Regions from separate parts of the Homo sapiens genome. Here region 2 is linked to region 1. A link is an interaction called in ENCODE POLR2A ChIA-PET data of the cell type or tissue named here. Cell type or tissue: Panc1. All regions are shown on one strand.

What was found. ChIA-PET counts read pairs that join two places held together with the same protein. Peaks named below come from ENCODE experiments on the same cell type or tissue, not always from the same donor. Only the 100,000 strongest peaks of a DNase experiment are listed, where the experiment ranks them.
Region 2: POLR2A ChIA-PET joins it to region 1 with 5 read pairs; 2 of 35 experiments call an interaction of 5 or more read pairs at or near these places.

Annotation. Positions count from the first base shown.
Region 1 is chr3:150,177,046-150,179,545 of GRCh38, forward strand. No RefSeq gene overlaps it. Among named protein-coding and RNA genes, the nearest start is that of LINC01213, 60 kb to the right of the region's middle. In Panc1, no CTCF peak of the experiment used is centred here; a DNase peak (open chromatin) is centred at 1,105; H3K27ac peaks cover 506 bases.
Region 2 is chr3:150,313,548-150,316,047 of GRCh38, forward strand. The region is part of intron 1 of LINC01214 (long intergenic non-protein coding RNA 1214); the gene reads right to left. All of the region lies in intron 1 of LOC107986141 (a long non-coding RNA gene), which reads left to right. Among named protein-coding and RNA genes, the nearest start is that of LINC01214, 8.9 kb to the right of the region's middle. In Panc1, no CTCF peak of the experiment used is centred here; no DNase peak of the experiment used is centred here; H3K27ac peaks cover 2,225 bases.

The DNA of each region.
Region 1 (2,500 bases):
TGAGAAATCTTCAAGGAAGAATGGCTTAAAATGAGAAGACTTTAAAACGTCTGTGTGTCAATACGCCTACGATGTAATGTTCATGGGAAATAAACAGCAAGGGCAGAGAGAGGTGAAAATACCTAAGTAATCAGCAAAGTGGTTAAAAATGTGGTATACATTTAGAATTCCCTTTCAAATTTGTGAGAATATTTTTAAAATGTGCAGCTATTTTACATGTGCATAATGGATACAGATGCCCTTAAGAACAACAGAATTTTGGATAAGTTTGGGTCTTATTGAAGTAATGCGCTGTACACGTATGTTTATTTTCCAGTTGATCATATAACCTGGGCATTTCTTCTGAACTTAGGAAAATGGAGAAAGCATTATGAATGTTATTCTTCCTTTGCTAAGAGGAGGTGTATGGAAGAGGGTAGGACAGTGTTTGAGAAAGGAAGTTTAACAGCATAGACAGACTGGATCAGGAGACTCCTTGCCAGTAAGGAAGAGCTGTGGGAGTTGGATGTCCACTGTGGCCAAAGCTTTGGGCCCTGACCTTTCACACCATGATCTTGTTCAGCCCTCACAGCAACCCTGCAAGGTAGTACCATGATTCACATTTCCAGATGAGGACACTGAGGGTGAGAGAACTTAAGCAAGCTATCCGAGATCATTCAGCTAGTCAAAGATACTCAGTGAAACGGGAAAGGTATAAAGAAAAAGGAAGAAGTATTGCCCAGGGTTAGCTGGTGGGGTGTGGGGGCAATTGTCCTTGACTCATAGTCAAGCTTGTTTGGGGTGAGGCAAGGGGCAGCTAAGGAACCAGGAGAGAGGCTGGTAGCTGAGATGGCACAAAGGAGTGATGGCTTTCCTACTGTTGCCTTAGCTCATAGAGGACAGGCAATTTCAAAAGCATGAAGGAGGTAGAGGTGGGGAAAACATAAAAATATATAGCATTTTTTATGATGTCTGATAGAGTACTCTGGCTATAACGAGGGTGACCATCCAGTGGTTTTCTGGGGGTCACTATCAGTAGATGAGCTAGAAGACTACAGGGATCCTTACAGTTCTCTTCTTGTGATCTTTGCTTTCTCAATGAGTCACTCATTCACTGCTAGGATGTGAGTTTGCTATTAATCTTGTACAAGCTGAGCTAAGCAACATGAATCATTCATTTAGACCAGATGAGCACCATCTTGCTAGAGAGGCAAAAGCCTGGCAGTGCATGATGGAGAAAAATAAGAGCTATAGTCCCACCCCCAAAATGGGAAGTTTCTTAGGAAGTAGGGAGACAGAGAATGCATGCAGACACATAGTCATCCAAACACATGAACACGTATACACCCACAGACACACCCACAGACACACACACACACACACACACACACGTACTTCTAGCACGAACATTTTAGCAGGAGCTAGGAGACACAATTTTTATTTTGGTTCTTATTCCAGGTTGGGTTCCTTGGGAAGCACTCTCTAAGATAAAAGTTAGTGTGTAAGAAGTTTATTGAGTAGTGCTCTTGCGATCAACACTGGGTGGGGGTTAGGGAGGAAAGCACAGGGAGAAGTCAAGCCACAAAGCAGGCCCACTGACTGCCTGATAGCCTCAGCCAACCCCACAGGGAGCTTGGGAGACAAAAAGGCCAATAAAGGTGTCCCTCATTAAGTCAAAATGTTGGGCCTTTATACTCTCAATCAGTTGTTGTATATGGGCTGCCCCAGGAAGCGCCTGATCCTGGGTGAGGCTACTCTCTGCAGCTGAGGCAAACCCTAACGAGGCTGACAGTTGAAAGTTGTCTGCCAACTGCCCTCCCAGTGGCAGAGCAATGATCTTTCTGCTTTAAGAGAGATCTGAGGGGCCTATCACTGAGGCCACCATGGATAGAATCCTACCTAACAAGTATGTACTTGTCTCTCTGAGTTTCAACTTTATCCCCTACAAAAGGCCTGGTTGGATTGGATAATCTCTAGGATTTCATTTACCTCTAAAACTCTAAATTTTAGAAATCAAACTAAGTTTTTATAGCCTGACTTCTACTTTGTCTTTAGCAAATGTAGAAAATAATCCCATATTTCATATATATATATATATAATTAAAATGGTATATACATGCATACATATAGCTGGAAAATCTTGTTCCTTTAGTCACACCAGGAGTTTGGCCAGAAAGCAAAAGCAAGAGGAAAAAAAAGTGGGAATGATTAGATAAGAATTCCATTCTTGGGGATCTCTAAAGAGCTACGAAGGTGGTCAATGTGTGTCTCTAGACTATAGAATATAAAAATAAGGTTGTTGTCTTAAGCTTTTAGATGTTCCACACTCTTCACCTAATAGTGATAATTCTCTCTCTCTCTGTCTCAAATTATGGTGATTTGGTCCAACTGTAGGAACATTAAGGGAAAAAAAGGTCCCCTTCTCATTTCTTCCTTTACCAGCCAGCCCACAGGATCTTCCACCTCCTCCCCAGCTAGATTTTTCAAGGCTCATGTGGGCATCTGCAGCGTGGAAACCAGA
Region 2 (2,500 bases), 140 kb after region 1:
TCTGTTCTTTGAGCACTAACACTAGGCCATGCACCCGGCTGCAGAGCATCATTCCCCTTTTCTCACATGCCTCACCATCCACTGGTCCCCATCACAGCCAAGGCACTTATGAATGACAGAAAGCAGCAAGGCTTGTTGGAGAGGGAGAAGGGGTGAGGTTAGAGGCAGGAGCAGCAGAATCCCTGCAGCAGATCCAGCTCACCAGGCCTGATAGAGATGTCAATGGGCAAGAGGCCGTCTCTGCTACACGCATATCCCTATTTTGTGGGCAAGGGCGTTCCATCACCATAGTTTACTTTTCTCATTTATTGGTTCCAACCTGGATTAAAAAGCTAAACCAAAGGGTGTGTAAATAATTTTATCCTAATTTACAAAGTTTGAATTTACATTTCCCTTGTTATGGAGGCAAATTATTGAAAACTGAATCAGATATGGAGGGCAAGGGAGCACTCTATTAAAAATAACCACGTGGCGAATCTATTTGTAAAATGAATGGTCACATCATAGTTTACTTGTTTTTAAGTTGAGGATTTTTGTGCACTGGGTTGTCTTCTAAAGAGGTAAAAATTTTTGTTAGAGATATGAGGTAGTCTTTGAAAAATAGCTCTTTTCTTATTACAAAAGAAACAGATGTTCGTATAGCATAAGTGTTTTAAAACACAAAAGAAAATACTTGTAAGAATCTGTTATGCCTCAGTCATGGAAACCACTCAAATGATATCTGAATGAAGAATAAAATGAAAGAGAAACCCCCCATATTCCACCATCTAGAGGTAACCACTGTTAACTTGGCGGTATCTATCCTTCTAATATTTTTCTGTGCATATTTCAAGTGTACTGCTGTTTTATATGCTGTTGTTTTCACTTGACAAGGTGTCATAAACATTTTCCAGATCACTAGCTGGCTGCAAGGTACTCCCTGCTCAGCTGGATCAAATCTAACTGTATCTCAAATGCTGACCCACAGGCGTCCTAGCCAAAAGAATGGGAGGGAGCATTCTGAATTAAGCCCCTTTAAATGGATTGAAAATTACACTACATTAACACTTTTTTGTCCCACCCAAAAGTATTAAGCTGTCAGAGAAAAATTCACAGCCCTAGCAAAAGGACTGCTAGAGCCAGGCTGTGAACACAGTCCCAGCAGCAGGGCGTGTAGCCTGTCACCTGTCACCTGCCCTGCTCTACCTGTTGGGTGACCTAGCTTTTTCTTTTTTTTTTTTTCCTTTGCTTTGCTGTTTTTTTTTTAGACTCAGAAGTTCCTTTAAGCCTCTGGCCGTTGGAGGAGCTGATGGCAGCTTGACTGGGCCTCTGCCAACCATGAGGAAAGAAAAAGTCCCATTCATATTGTCCCTTATCACTGGGGGCTGAACCCCATAGATAAATACTGGTTTCCTCCCTCACTATGTGTCACGGATTACATACTCACAGTGTTTCAACTGAACTCTGTGATTGAGAGGGGACAGTTCTTTCCCAGAAGCACTAAATCTGCTTTGGGGGTCCCGCAAGGGGGCTCAAAGACTGCAGTATGCCAAGCAGGCTGCTGGGTCCAGTCTTTCATGTTATTCTGTTACTAGGTATATACAGTTTAATGTGTATACCATATGCACAGGAGGCATGCAACTCAAAGCTATCTTTCCAGGGTGATGTTCAGAAATAGTTTATATTCATGGATAAAGAGAAGAAAAAGAAGCTACAATAAATAAGTGGATCTAGCCTGCTCCTTGAGTATATTAAGGGTTACGATTTCCTTAGGTTTGGTTAGGTTTTCCTTATGGGAGCCAAACATCTTGGTTACTGCCATTACTAGCGATGTGACCATGGGCAAGCTCCTTAACTTCTTTATCACTCAGGTTCCTCAACTTTATAATAAGGATAATAACTACTAGTCTATATTTCAAAGTGGATGTTTTCCGTATTGAATTATGCAATGTGTACAAACACTCAGCACAGTAGTTAGCCATAAGCACTCCATGAATGTTAACTATTATTATTGTCATTGTAATTGAGCTCTTTGTTTTCTTATAATGGTAAATTATGGGTGTCTTATGATTTGGGATTTCACCTCAGGACATATATCTTCTAGAGAAAAACACATAGACTATATTCAGTTAACCAGGGGATCATCCTACAGACAGGTGAGAAGGCATAGACTAGTTTCTGTGACATAAACTAGAAGAGAATTAATGAGGTGGTTGAGACCAGTCCAATGTTATTTGTAAACTGACCCAGTTTAGCAGTTTAATAAGAGGCTTGATTCTGAGGCTTAAATGAAATTTAAGAACTACTTGTGGCTTTGCTTTACCAACCCAGTTTTTGTTGCCCCAGTAACTCAGAATGTCTTGCTCCAGAGCTGCTGCCAGCCTCAGAGAATGTGGCAAATAGTCGTTGCTGACATGCATATCCTCCCCTCTCCTCTTTCTAGCACACACATCTTATGCTGCCCACCCACCTGATGCTCTGTTCTTACCAGTCCTACCAGTTCTCATTTTGCCTGAGAACT